Linked DNA regions of Homo sapiens: region 2 is linked to region 1. A link is a contact called in ENCODE Hi-C or POLR2A ChIA-PET data. All regions are on one chromosome and are shown on one strand. Each heading gives the region's core, a stretch centred on a gene start or an enhancer-like site at or near the end of the contact. The rest is flanking DNA. Distances are from core to core; before and after follow the strand shown.

The links. Hi-C counts contacts between places; a loop is a spot of excess contacts on that map. ChIA-PET counts read pairs that join two places held with the same protein, here RNA polymerase II (POLR2A). Pooled maps may share reads with other maps.
Region 2: a loop to region 1 is called in a pooled map, with 4 times the contacts of the local background. The contact joins the promoter of ADRA2C here to the enhancer-like site in region 1. A Hi-C loop is called at or near these places in 2 of 168 maps with a recorded cell type or tissue (OCI-LY7 and ascending aorta), 1 of 37 single-sample maps with no recorded cell type and 4 of 50 pooled maps. POLR2A ChIA-PET finds 5 or more read pairs at or near these places in 3 of 52 experiments (MCF 10A, WTC11 and activated CD4-positive, alpha-beta T cell).

What each region holds. Positions count from the first base shown.
Region 1 is chr4:3,477,333-3,484,580 of GRCh38, forward strand. The region is part of intron 4 of DOK7 (docking protein 7); the gene reads left to right. LOC105374355 (vegetative cell wall protein gp1-like) reads right to left here. Exons shown (of 3, transcript XR_007057994.1): 1 at 7,113-7,248. Among named protein-coding and RNA genes, the nearest start is that of DOK7, 18 kb to the left of the region's middle. RefSeq lists enhancers at 2,608-3,199, 3,419-4,386, 4,387-5,353, 7,056-7,248. Within about 2 kb of position 3,384, at least 7 of the 41 ENCODE cell types and tissues checked have a DNase peak (open chromatin) inside an H3K27ac peak, as active enhancers do; they include ascending aorta, where a contact is called at or near this core.
Region 2 is chr4:3,760,509-3,767,634 of GRCh38, forward strand. ADRA2C (adrenoceptor alpha 2C) reads left to right here and starts at 5,877. Exons shown (of 1, transcript NM_000683.4): 1 at 5,877-7,126. The coding sequence starts at 6,099. RefSeq lists enhancers at 482-1,015, 1,016-1,549.

The DNA of each region.
Region 1 (7,248 bases), core at 2,134-4,633:
CCTGGTTTGGGGCTGAGAGGACTGAGGGACTGCACTTGGCTCACACTGGTGGGGGCTCTGGTGGAGCCTGGATGTGTCTGGGTGGAGGAAACGCAGGCAAGGACACGGGCCACACTGGCCGCCTGGGACCTCATCCTGCAAAGGCCAGCTGGGGCACGGGCGCAAGCCCATCTGGGTGCCACGTTCTGCCACCTTCTGCGCTGGGCGCTGGGAGCAAACCCAGTAGGTCTTGTGGCAGGAGCCAGCCCTGTTGGGGCCTTTGAGGAGACGACATCTGACCCTTGAAAGGGGAACAGGGCAGTGAGGCTCAGGCTCCACGGACTGGGGGCGTACACAGCCAGCTGCAGGAGGCACGTGCGGCAGAGCTGGCCCGGAGTCTCGGCCCCTGGGGCTGGCAGGGGCCATAGCCAGAGTCCAAAGGGCCTTGGCCCCTCTGGGATTGGAGAGCCAGTATGGATGGGCAGGGCCGCTGCCTATGCCAGCTGTGAGCTGGTGCGGGGGGTGGGGTGGGGGGTGGTTCCCGGGAGAGCTAGGACACCTGTCGGGGTCCCATCTGCCCCCAGGCCCTCCCTGCGGCAGGCCAGAGGTTCAGTACTGGGGCTTCGGGAGCCACTGGGGAGTGGGTTGGCGGTGGCTGGGCACAGTGGGTGGGCCCAGCGTCCCTGTCCTTTGTCGTGTGGGAAGCCAGAGCTGCAGGCTGTAGTTGTCCTGACACAGGCAGCCTGTCCTGTCTGTTGTGTGCTAGGTTTGGGGGTGCCTGGAGGAGGGGGACCCATACCTTCCTTTCTGTCTGTGGAATTCCTTGGCACGGGCAGGCAGCCGGCCGGGGTGGCGCCGCGTGCTCACCCTCTAAGCCGGGGCACAGCAGGAGGACCCGTTTCCTTGGAGACCTGCTTATTTTGTCTGGGCCATAATGGAATGGGGACACTGGATGTTTTTCCTCTGAGGCCGTGGAGGTTCACATCCCTGCCGAGGTGTGGGTGGCCCCTTTTCCGCTGGTAAACAATCCCACACCTGGGGCTGTGCTTCTCCCCAGGGCGAGGCTACTGTGCCGTTTTCCTGGGCTGCTCAAAAGCTGGGGGCACTCTTGTGGGGCCGTCTGTCTTGCTGCTGCCTCTCCGGGGCAAGCTGTTAGAGCAGCCCCACCCGCAAACCTGCAAACCAGGCTGGCCCCACAGAACCTGAAAACCTGCAAACCGGGCTGGCCCCACAGAACCCACAAACCTGCAGACTGGGCTGGCCCCACAGAACCCGCAAACGGGGGCTGGCCCCACAGAACCCGCCTTTGCAGCTCAGTGCTGAATGTTCTCGTCCCCGGTGGTACCCTGGCCTGAGAGAGGAAGGGCTCTGGGAATTCGGTCACCGACGGCTGCACACCCCGTAGGGTAGGTGGGTTCTGGAGGCCAGGCTGGAAGGCTTGGCCGAGCCACCCATCCCTGTCCCCAGCAGGCCCTGCTGGGCTGTATCCTCCTGGAGACAGGCGTGGCCACCACCCTGGGTGGTTTAGGCTGGGTCTTAGACTCGGCCAAGCGGTGGTGTTCTCAACGCAGCACTGAGTGCAGGCCGTCTGGCTGGAGGGACGGGGAGTCTGCGGCACGTGTGGGCAGCCTGGGGCCTCCTGCGGGAGGGAGCCGGCAACTCGGGTGGTCCAGGGGCAGCGGCATCAGCTTCCTGGGGCTTCTGTAGCAGATGACCCCCAAGAGAGGGCCAAGTGTCCAGAACGGGTTCCTTCTGCAGCCTGGAGGCCAGAAACCCCAAATCAAGGGGTCCTCAGGGTTGGCTTTTTCCAAAAGCTCTTGGGGAGGACCCATGGGAAGGTCCTTCCTGCCCCTTCCAGCCGCTGGTGGCCCCGGCGGCCTCGGCTCGTGGCTGTGCCACTCCAGTCCCTGCGCCTGCTGGCTCCTGCGTGAGCCTCCTCTTCAGTCTCTTGCAGTCTGTGGACTTAGGGCCCACCTGGATGACCCAGGGTGACCCCATCCCGAGACCATCAATTCCATCCGCAGAGGCTCCTGTTCACAGGCCCTGGTATGTGAACACATTTTGTGGGCCACCATTTGGCCGACAACTGGGGCCACTGGGACGGAGAAATATCCAGAATCTGAATCCCAATAAGTCTGTGGGTGTCGTCACATTCAGTCTGGAGGTCACAGCTGGGCTGGAGTCGTGGGAAGGCCCTGGAAGTTCTTGGGTGTAGGAAATCCACATTCCCTCCTTCCCCAGGGACAGGTCCTAGCCTGGCCCCCGATCCCCAGAACCGCCTCACTTGGCCCCGCCACAGCCAGCTCTGCAGAGAGCAGAGAGGGTGACCCTGGCCCAAGGCGATGGCTGCGCCTCACTCATCCTGAGACACTGGGCGTGGCTGTGCATCACGGGGGCCCTGGTGGGGGTCGGGTGGAGACAGGCCTGGCTGGTCTTGGTGCCTGGGGGGCAGAGGTCTCTCTGTGGACAGCTGCCTGTTCAGAATGGGACAGGAGGTGGCTTGGTGACAGCAACCCCCGGGTCCCCAGTGTGGCCCAATTCCCCGTCTCTGTTGGTCACGGGCCTGTAGTGTGGACTCCTGGAGCTTGGCCCGAGCGCACTTGGCACATGGCAGGCGACGGTCTGTGGACAGCTCAGGTCTGCAGGCTCCAGCCTCACACACGGGCAAGTGACTGGGCCCCGCCTTCGGGGATGGACTGTGCGTGGTGGAGAGTGATGCAGAGAGGGCCACTCGCCCTGGGACAGGCTCAGCTTGCAGCACAGACGGTGGTGGGCCCCAGAGAGGGTGAGCCCACCCAGAGCCTAGGAAGGGAGGGCTTTGGAGGCGCAGGGGGACGTTTGAGCTGGGCCTTGAGGGTGAATGGAAGCTTTTGGAGGTGCCCCCTTTTTCCCCCCTTACCTGCTCTCTCCAGCTGGGTCCAGTCCAAGGACCATATCTGCCTCTTTGCCCAGCCTCTGGGGGCCGCCCGGAGCATTTGAAACTCATTTTGACTTTTAAAAATGATTAAGAATGTGGCCAGGCACAGTGGCTCATGTCTGTAATCCCAGCACTTTGGGAGGCGGAGGTGGGAGGATCACCTGAGGTCAGGAGTTCGAGATCAGCCTGGTCAACATGGTGAAACCCCATCTCTACTAAAAATACAAAAATTAGGCAGGTGTGGTAGCAGGTGCCTGTAATCCCAGCTACTCCAGAGGCTGAGGTGGGAAAATCACTTGAACCTGGGAGTTGGAGGTTGCAGTGAGCTGAGATCCCGCCATTGCAGTCCAGCCAAGGCAACAGAGCCAGGCTCTGTCTCAAAAAAAGAAGAGTAAAGAATGAAAACCTGAACTAGGAGGCTCTTGCTACATGAACGCGGCATCTGCCCAGCTCTGGAGAGCCCCCTGCCGGCCACCTTTGGCCACTGCAGCCTGCGGGGGCAGCCTGGACAGAGCTGGCTGGAACCCTGGCCTCTGTCAGGCAGCAGGGAGCGCCTTCAGCAGTTTCTCATTGCCGGGCGCTGGGCCTAGGGATCAGACGGTCCGGCCTCAGAGGCTGCGTGAGACTGAGTGAGGCATTTTCAGTCCTCAGAGGGTGCGAGGGGAGCCAGGAGGGGCACAGACCCCAGGCTGGGGGCACTGCGGGGAAGCTCTCTGGAGGGGCGAGCCTCAGGGGACTTCTGCAGGGTGAATAGGAGTTAGCTCAGCTGTCAGAGGGTAAGGGGTGGAGGGGGGTGAAAAGGGCACTTCAGACATCTTTGAGCACGAATGGGTGTCCCGAAGGGCTGTGTAGGAGCCCTGTTGGGGGGGATAGGAGGCGTGAGGGTGGAGGAGGAGGAGGAGACAGGGCTGGGTTGTAGAGAGCTGGCTAATTGGACCAGTGTTTGTTTGCACCATTGTCTCGGAGCAGCAGGGAGCCATTGAAGGTGCTTGAGCATGGGGAGTGTTTTATATGCTAATGTTGACCCCGGGGTGCAGATGAGCTTGGAGGAAGAGGCTGGCAGGGGCCAGAGAAGGTTCTGATTGAGGTCCAGAAGATGGAGGGCGAGGCTGCCCCAGGCAGCAGCTGCCTGGTTGGGGGATGGGAACCCTGTGGATTGCAGGAATGTTAACAAGGTGGTGATGGACAAGGGGAGGAGGGCCGGCCCGGGAAGGGGGGGCCTTCTAGAGTGGTGCCCCTGGACTGGGGCTGCTTCAGGAGGGCAGAGGAGGGGTGGGAGCCAACACCCACTGCCAGGCTCCAGGCCTTCCTCCACCCGAGACCCACTAGGTGGGGCCACTCCCAAGTGTACAAGAAGCTGCCACCTTGGGGGATGGAGAGGGCTGAGGGTCATGTTATCAAGACTTCTCAGTCCTGCCCATGCCTACCTGGCATGAGCCATCCAGGACACCCTGGTCACCCCGATGTTTGTTCTCTGAGGAGCTGGGATTATGAGCACTTAAGATTCTGACATCAAGGGGCAGCCACGAGGGCACTCAAGAATATTCAGATGGAAACCATCTTAGATCTAATTGGCTCATTAAATGTCTGCGTGGAGGAGCATTTTCTTTCTCAAGCCGGTGAGTCCTGGAGTTAGTGCAACAGCTTTTTCACTGGAGACGTGTTTCTCAGGAAGCAGGTGCGTCTGTAACGTGGGTGAGGTTTGCCTGCCGCTCAGCAACCCCAGCCTCTGTCCAGAGTTGGCGCCGCCCTGAGCCCCGCAGCTCCTGGCCTTCTGCTTGTGTTCTGCTGACTCTGTCCTGCTTCTCTGCGTCTTCCATGCTCTTTCCTCTTACCCTCACGCCTCCTATCCCCCACAACAGGGCTCCTATACAGCCCTTTGGGACACCCGTTTGTGCTCAAAGATGTCTGACGTGCCCTTTTCACCCCCCTCCACCGCTTACCCTCTAACAGCTGAGCTAACTCCTATTTACCCTGCCACACCTAGCGGCTGGCGGCTGTTCCCTGGCTGGCAATTCTGTGGGCCAGGGATCTGGACGGGGCTCAGTGAGGACAGCTCATCTCTGCCCCATGAGGTGCTGCCTGGGGTCCCTCGGGCAGTGGCATTTGGCTATGGTGGGGCCCAAAGGCCCAGGAAAGCACTGTGCCGGCTGTTGGCTGGGTTGCCTCAGTTTCCCTCCAGGAACCTCACCCTCCGATAGGACACCTTGGGCTTCTCAATAGGTTCCAAGAGAGCAGAAGCTGCCAGGCCTCTGACGGTCTTGGGGCAGGGCTGGGAGAGCATCCCTCATGCCACTTTATGCCAGAGCCATCACTGGCTGGCTTCGATTCCAGGGAGGGAGTGGACCAGCCTCTGGAGAAGGAGCGGCCTCTGAGGGCAGGGATAGGGGAAACAGAGTGGCCGGCTTTGCTGCAGTCACACCTGTGTGATATAGCAAAATGGGGCAGGCCCTGTTCTCCCCCCTTTCCCCAAACACACAGGCAAACAGGAAACATGCGCACCCTGTCTTGGGGAAGGGGCAGGGGGGCGGTCAGCAGCCTCTCACCTATGTCTTTCCACCCAAGGCCGAGCACTGGGGGTCTCCTGGTTATGGGCGCTTGGGTGGACACTGAGACCACAGACGGCTTGTGCTCCCTGCCGGCAAGGTGCTCAGCCTGGCAGCCGGGACGGCAGCAGGTGGGGCTGAACCCCAGAGGAGGCGTCCGTGAGAGCACCACAGAGGGGCTGTCGGGGTCAGGGGACTGAAGGGGGCCAGAGGCCAAGAAAAGCATCATGAAAGGTGTCGTTATGTGGCCTGAGTCTGGAAAGGTCTGGGGTGTTCTAGGTGGCCAGGGGTGTGGAGGGTGGGGGTGGCAGCCTCCTGAGTGGAGATGTAGGGGTGTGGAGGGTGGGGACGGCAGCCTCCTGAGTGGAGATGTAGGGGTGTGGAGGGTGGGGACGGCAGCCTCCTGAGTGGAGATGTAGGGGTGTGGAGGGTGGGGACGGCAGCCTCCTGAGTGGAGATGTAGGGGTGTGGAGGGTGGGGACGGCAGCCTCCTGAGTGGAGATGGCAGGCAGACCTGGTGTGCAGAGGGAGCTTTGAGCATTCCCAAGACCGGGGGGGGCTGGGTGGGAGCGGGGGTGGAGCATGAACCCAGGGAGGCCCAGCGAGAGCCTAGTCGTGCGGTGTCCTGGGAGGCCATGGCCCAAGACCTTGGCAGACCAGCATTGGAGATGGGCATCTTCCTCCAGGGCCACTGATGTCAGCTCTGCTGGCATGGATGATGGGGGTGGCTGGCGAGGGTGTCGCGTGGGCACGTGGGAGCCCGAGGCTGGCGGTGGGCTGTGCTCCAGGCCTTGCCCGGTTGACCGTGTCTTCGGGGTGAGTGACGCTCCGCAGACGCCGCATGGAATGCGGGGCCGGCTCCACTCCTTCCGTAATGTGGTTTTTTATAGTCGGGGGACTCATTGTCCCGTGGCCACTGCCAGCTGTCTGTAAGCTCAGGATTAGAGAGCCTGGCCTTTCGTGAGAGCTGGGGCTGTGCCGGCTGAGCCCTTCACAGGGAGGGGTGGACCACGGGGACAGGGAGCGACTGCCTGGCACTGAGTGAGCCAGCCAGCAGACAGCATGACGGCCTTCTCCTTGCCTGCCCCCAGGGCCTGGTGCAGGCTCTCTTCTGCCCACCCTACCCAGCTTGGGGGCCCCACCCCATCACGGCCCTCATGAGCCTCTCGGGGCATCCTCCTGGATGGCATCGCAGCGGGCATTGGCCTCCCCTCCATGCCCACCTCCAATTCTGATCAGGAGCACCCCTCACCCACAGTAGGACTGGAAGCTCTATCGGGCCAGAAGGTGCACAGGGGGCCAGGGGACTTGGACTTGAGTCCACCTCGTGGCTGTGTGATGGTGGACAGGTGGCGTGCCTTCTCTGGGCCTCAGTGTCCTTTTTGCTAAAGTAGGAATGGCGCTGTCCCATGACCCGGTTTGGGGACACTACGTGGAAGGAAGCATCCACAGCACAAGGTGCCGCTCGCCCTCGTGTGCCCGGGGTGGCTGCCAAGGGGCCGGCAGCGTCGCCACGTGTCGGGGCTGGCCTGAGTTCCGTGTCCCTGGAATCTACAGCCTGTGTTCCGTGAAGGCAGAGCATGACTGGGCAGCAGGCAGCGGGGGTTCTAATGCCGAGATTTCCCTTCCCCCCAACTCCTGCCCACCCCGGCGCCTTCCCTCCTGCGTACCTTTCTTTGGGCAATGGGCAGAGGCCCCGGAGCGGGCGGGATTCCTGTGAGGTGACGCCAGCCGGAGTGTCCAGCCGGGTGCAGCCAGCCCAGTGGCCCATTCACGCGGCCGCCAGGGCTTCATTCACCCCTGGCC
Region 2 (7,126 bases), core at 4,627-7,126, 290 kb after region 1:
GCCCAGGATGGTGGAGCAGGAGGTGAGGTCTTCTGGGCCGCCCTGCCTTCGTCACCTCTACATCTCCAGGGCTGCACGCAGAGGATGCTTCCTGGTGTCTGCGGACTGCATGACAACTGAACCAGTGAAGGGCTGTGGGTTGAGGTTGGGCACTGGAGGGCCCTGAATGTCAGGCTCAGGCAGCTAGCGGGCAGGGCACAGCCCCTAGCAGGAGAAGCCAGGTGGAGACTGGAGCAGGTGCAGCGGGCAGGCAGAGGTGGGGCTCGGTGGCAACCGAGAGGGTCGGGGGAGGCGGGGATCTGAGCTTGGATCCCAGCAGGGCCAGGGCTGAGGTACACAGCTGGTGCTCAATAAGACATGCTGACCCACTGCTTTAATCTATTACACTCATTGCAAATCAAAGCCAGTCCCCGAAGCAGTTCTTTCTCCAGAGGGACTTCCGCCAGCTCTGTAAGAACTCGACTGTGCCAAACCCATCAATGCTGATCAATATGCAACAGCTCAGAGAGCCAGCCCAGGCCACGGCTCCCTGCCACATCCTGACAAGACAAATCAGCTTCTGGAATTCTTCAGGGAGGGGCAGGGAGAGAAGCAAGCCTCATTTTTCCCTGACTCGTCTTTAAAAATGAAATTTCAAATAAACATAGGGAAAGAAAGCTCAGCTCAGCTCCAGGGAGAAAACATGTCCTCTTGGTCTTGAGACAAGAAGATAGGGCTGGCTTCCCTTGGTTCCCGCACCCACCAGGGCTGAGTGGAGAGGGGTCTCTCCCCGAGTCCAGCCTCTTCCCTTTCCCCTGCGGACACCAACCGAGGGCAGAGATGGGCAGGCAGGCGCCACCCCCACCCCCAGGAGCTCACAGCCAAGTTGGGGGAGGGGGTCACTCAGGGCTGGCATGGGCCTCGGAATGCTCTGGTCCAATGCTCCCATTTTACAGACAGGGGAAACTGAGGCCCTGGAAGCCAGAAGGCTCCCCCACTGCCAGACAATAAGTAAGGGAATGAGCAGGAGCCTAAAGCCACATCTGATGACCCCAAACTCCATGGAACTGAGAAAAGGGCCTGTTGGCCAGGGGCACTGGGGCCTGGCACAAGCAGCCACCAGGTGAAGGCACCCCCTGCACTCAGCACCCAGCAAGCATCAGTGCGGCTAAGGAGGCTAGAGCCAGGCCCACAAGCCCATCTGCCCTTCACGGCACCCATCCTGCCACCAGGCCTTCATTCAGCTCTTTCTGTGAGCTGAGAGCCCAGCCCTGGACCAGGCAGTGGGGATGGGACACAGCTGAGATGTATGGTTACTGATGATGGCCATGCCCCATGGGGCATGCAGGAGGCCGGCAAAAGTGGCCCAGATCCAGCCCGGGAGGTCACGGGAGGCTTCCTGAAGGAGGAACATCATGGGACAAGTCTTGAAGGAAGCGAGCCCCAGGAAAGATGAGGCAGAGGGCATCCAGGCCTGCGGACAGCACATGGTCAGGCCCAGGGTCCACAAGAGTTAATGAGAAATGTCCTCACAGCTCACAGCGTGGAGAGGAGGGCTGACCGCAGGAGCCAGGTGGAGCTGTGCAGACCAGGCAGGCGAGGCAGAACCCAGCCGCAGCCCCGGAAGAGCTGGCTGCAGCAGCAACCCAGAAATACATCTTCTCCTCAGCCTAGGAGGGTGGGCAAGGCCACAGGTGCCGCATATGTGTGTACACATCCATATATGCGAAGCCATGTGTGCACATGCATGACTGGTGTCATGCATAGGGACAGATGTGTGCAGCACAGGCATACACACGTGTGTGCAATGTGCATGGATTCGTGTTATCTGCACAGGGAAGGCTGTGCGTGCCCGCAGTATGCACAGGTGTGTGCACAGCATGGGTGCATCATTTCTACATATGCCAGTGTGATACATATGCATGTGTAGACATACGTGTGCAAAAAGCACGTGTGTATGATAGTGCATATGTATATATGCACCTGCATGTGAAGAGTACACGGGCATGTGTATGCACACGCAGGCATGTGTGCATGTGTGGGAACATGTATGTGTGCATACATGTGTGTATATTCTGTAGGCATGGATGCACTGTAAATCCACATGGTATATGTAGACAGTGTGTGTGTGGATGTGTGCATGCATGTGTGTGTGAAGGCATGCAAGTGTGCATGAATAGGTTGCATGCTTGCATGCATGTGTGGATATGTGTATGTATGGGTGTTCATGCTTGCATGAACACACGTGTATTCATGATATGTATATTCATGTGTGTGCATGGATCTATGTGTGCACAAGGATGTGTGTGGATACATATATGTGTGTGGACACTGTACATCTGCGTATGTGCATGCATGCCTGCATGTGCAGGGAGGGGGCTCAAGGAGCCAAACTCCCCTCCACCCGAGCTGAGGCTGCTCACGAAGCCTAGAGCGCGGCATCCCAGGCAGGCACCCAGCTCTCTCCGGCACAGCAGCCAGGGCCCAATGTCCCATGGCTGTATGGCCCTGCTGGACCAACCCTGTCCTCCTAGGCCCCACGCATCATGGGTGAGATACAGGCAGGTTCGCCTCTGCAGCTCCAGGACGTGCCACTTCTAGGTTCTCAGTTCTAGGAAACACCTGTAGGTTTCCCCTCTGAAATATGCCCACTTCTGCCATGTACTCCCCTGCACACGTACACACAGACAGCCCCCACAACCCCCGCCAGTGCAGCCTGACTCCCCCAGCACCCTCCTTCCTCGCCCCTCCTGGTCGTGCCAGCTCGCGTCGTGCCTCGTCAGGACAGGAAGTCTTGCTGGGTACGTGCTGTTCTGCTTGTTACGGACAATCCGGAGCAGTTCCTCAAGCCTAATTTCAAGGTCTGGGGGAAGAGTCCTCTCCAGCTTCCTTGCAAACAGCTGCGGTCCCGGGCCCTCCCACCACAGGCAGGCCTGCGTGCAATGCAACCCCTATGCATGGCCCAGGGCTTCGCTCCTCCTAATGACTCCAGGCCCCAGCTTTTTGCCCTTGGCTCCATCCAGGCCCTGGAGTGGACCCTTCTGACCCCTCCCTGGTCATGCCAGGAGGTGTTGCCAGCAGCATGTCAGCCTGTTGGCTGCCATCCCCAAGGGCCTGGGCCGCTCACTGGCCAGGCACTCCAGATGCCCTCAGCCTGGCCTGTGAGTGGCCCCTGCCTTCAGCCCTCCTGGGCAGTGGGAGGCTCATCTGGCTCAGGGCCCCAGGTGCTCCGTGTCCTTTTCCCTCCAAATTCCCGTGCCTGGGCTGCCATCTCTTGGGAACATAGGAGCCAGGATCCTAGATAGATCCCCATGCCCCTGCGCATCCCCCAAAGCACTTCTCAAAAAGAGAGCCCTTCAGGATGGGGGTGGGAGGCACGCTGATGCCGAGGGAGAGAGACCTTCTCCAAAGCCTGCATCTGGCCCCTGCCACTGCTCTTTCCTAGTCCTCCTGTCTCCCCACGCCCCCAGTACAAAGCCCACTCCCACTGGAAGAAGGACAGCCTACAGAGGCCTCCCCCTTCCTCATAACACCTCCTCACTCTCTAAGCACAGTTTGGTCACCTCCTCCAGGAAGGCTTCCTTGACAACCCCGCTCCCAGGCTGGGGGAGGAGCCCCAGGGCACTGATGGTTGTCAGCGCATTCACCTCAGTGGGTGGCCCCATCCACCCACAGATGGTGAGCACCTCAACTGAGGCCAGGCCCCCCTCACTCTCTGCCATCGCAGAGGGCTCAATAGAGACAAGGGCTCCAGCGGGCCGACCATGAAGGAAGCAGGTGTGTGTGGGCTTCCCTGAAAAATGCACCTCCAGGTGCCCTGGACAGGTGGCACCTTTTAGGCAACCAGAACCAGGAGGGCCTTTAGTAAGGATGGTGACCCTCCACCATCCCCAGGTCACACACCTCCCACAGGACAGCCATGGCCTGTTGCCTCCCCGAAGGGCATATGTGCCCTAGACTAGCACAGGACTGGCACAGAAGGCTTTGGCTCCAACGTGCGCCCCTGCTTGGCAGGCCCATCATCTGAAATATTTGCTTTCTGCCGGGCCCTGGCTCGGCCTCCACACCCCCAATGCAGGCCCTGCTGGTGACAAACATGGTGAAGAACGAAGCCGTAGCTCCTGGCAGTGTCTCTGCGGAGACAGACATGCTCCCCAGTAGGGCTGAGCAGCAGAGAACACGACAGGCTCTGAGGCTAAAGCTGGCGCCCTTCAGGAGCTCAGAGAGAAGCTGCCCCAGGCCACGGGCATGGATAGGCATCCCGGGGGTAGGGCAGTCACTCCAGCCGCTCTTCATGATGACCTCCCGGGCACTCAGAAGCGCCCCTTCCCCGCCGGTTCTAGCCACAGGATGGACAGACCTTCCCTCCCTCTCTCCTGCGGGCCCATGCAGGGAGAGGCCAGCCAGCTGGGGTTCGTTTCTGGACGTTTGGGAGAAGGGTCGTCCCTTCGGTCCTAGCAGAGAAACGTCAGGCCTGAGAACTCCAGCTCTCCTCCTGGATCACCTCGTCCCTGGAAGTCCCTCTCCCACAGACCCCAGGCTGCCTGGAGGCAGAAGCCAGCACCCAACATGGGCCACAGAGTGGCAGTGCACGTGGCAGTGCACATCTGCAGAATGGAGGTGCGCGGACGGGGGCGAGGGTGCACGGGGGCTACCTCAACGGCCGCTCTCCCCTGAGCCCACCCTTGCAAAAAGCTCCATCATCCAGGCAGCTCCGTTCTGGGTGTTTGTCAGAGGTGGTGACTTTGAACACCTCTCCATCCTTTAAAAGCAGGGCCTGAGAGCCTAAGGATTAAACTTCAATCACTGCTAACATGGGTGCAGAGCTTGGGAGCTTGCCCAGGGCTTCCACAGACACCGCCGTTAGTTATGATTCATGCTCCAGCAGCGCTGGGAAGTGGGCCGAGGGAACTGAGGCCGGGGTGGGTGCGGAGGTGGCTCTGACGGGGAGCGCCGATCCAGGATCTGGTCCGGACCCTGAGCTCGGCAGGACCTGTGCGCACGCAGGTAGCGTCGCGTCCTCCCCCAGGCTGCGAGAGGTTGCTCTGCCATCAGGCCATGGACCCCGAGCCGCCCGTGCTGCGCGCGCGCGTGTGCGCGCCCCCGCCTGCGCCCATGCCTGCGCCGGGGGAGGCGAAGGAGGCTCCAGTCTTAGAAAGAGCAGCTTCTGGAACTCACCACCCAGGCCGGCCGCCGCTCGGCCCCGTCCCGCAGGCTGCAGGCGGCCCTGGAGGGGGCGCCCTCGCCGAGCGCGCGCCCCGCGCCGCCGCCCCGGACTCCTCCCCGGCGCCGCGCGGGCAGGTTCGACCAGGCGGCCGCGGGCTCCGGTTCCCGGCCAGCTCCCCAGGGCCCGCGGCCCGCCCCGCCCCGCGCGCCCGCCCCGCTGCGCAACTCGACCCAAGTTGGAAGCCGATCGCAGGCGGCCGCACTCGCGCCCAGCGCAGGGCGGCGGCGGCGGCGGCGGCGCAGCTCCGGCGAGCGAGGCGGCGGCCGCACGGCCAAGCGTGGACCGCGGGGGGCGCCCGCGCCCGGGAGCAGCCGGAGGACTCGCGGCGGCGCCGGCGCCCCGCCCGGGAAAGTAAAGTTGGAGACGGAGGGAGCGCGCGGGCGCGGGGGCCCGGAGGAGCGGCGGCCGGCGCCCCGGCGCGCCGAGCCCTAGCCGGCCGGATGGGAGGCGGAGCGCCCGGGCCGCCGCCGCCTGTCGCCTGCGCCCCGGCTGGGCTCCGGGACCGCGGGGCCGCTCAGGCACGCCCGCTCGGGCGCCGCGTCGCCGTGGGCTCGACGCCGGGGCGCTCCCCGTGAGCCGGGCCGAGGGCGGGGCCGCGCGAGGACCCCGGGACCTGCCCCCCTCCCCCCGCAGCCGCGTCGCCGCTCGCTCCGGGCGCCTCCTGCTCTGCACTTACACGCTCGGCAGCTGCGGGGAGCCCGGCAGCCACGCTCTCCGGCGCGCCGCCCGCGGAGCCACCACGGCCGAGGGCCGGCTGCTGGGCGCCGCGGTCCCCGGCGGGCGCGCCCGAGCAGCAGGCGGCGATGCGGGCGCCGACCCCGGCTGGGGGGCGCCCGAGCTGCCGCGGCTGCGCCCCGGCTCCAGGAGGGACGGCGTAGCTCGCGGGAGGACCATGGCGTCCCCGGCGCTGGCGGCGGCGCTGGCGGTGGCGGCAGCGGCGGGCCCCAATGCGAGCGGCGCGGGCGAGAGGGGCAGCGGCGGGGTTGCCAATGCCTCGGGGGCTTCCTGGGGGCCGCCGCGCGGCCAGTACTCGGCGGGCGCGGTGGCAGGGCTGGCTGCCGTGGTGGGCTTCCTCATCGTCTTCACCGTGGTGGGCAACGTGCTGGTGGTGATCGCCGTGCTGACCAGCCGGGCGCTGCGCGCGCCACAGAACCTCTTCCTGGTGTCGCTGGCCTCGGCCGACATCCTGGTGGCCACGCTGGTCATGCCCTTCTCGTTGGCCAACGAGCTCATGGCCTACTGGTACTTCGGGCAGGTGTGGTGCGGCGTGTACCTGGCGCTCGATGTGCTGTTTTGCACCTCGTCGATCGTGCATCTGTGTGCCATCAGCCTGGACCGCTACTGGTCGGTGACGCAGGCCGTCGAGTACAACCTGAAGCGCACACCACGCCGCGTCAAGGCCACCATCGTGGCCGTGTGGCTCATCTCGGCCGTCATCTCCTTCCCGCCGCTGGTCTCGCTCTACCGCCAGCCCGACGGCGCCGCCTACCCGCAGTGCGGCCTCAACGACGAGACCTGGTACATCCTGTCCTCCTGCATCGGCTCCTTCTTCGCGCCCTGCCTCATCATGGGCCTGGTCTACGCGCGCATCTACCGAGTGGCCAAGCTGCGCACGCGCACGCTCAGCGAGAAGCGCGCCCCCGTGGGCCCCGACGGTGCGTCCCCGACTACCGAAAACGGGCTGGGCGCGGCGGCAGGCGCAGGCGAGAACGGGCACTGCGCGCCCCCGCCCGCCGACGTGGAGCCGGACGAGAGCAGCGCAGCGGCCGAGAGGCGGCGGCGCCGGGGCGCGTTGCGGCGGGGCGGGCGGCGGCGAGCGGGCGCGGAGGGGGGCGCGGGCGGTGCGGACGGGCAGGGGGCGGGGCCGGGGGCGGCTGAGTCGGGGGCGCTGACCGCCTCCAGGTCCCCGGGGCCCGGTGG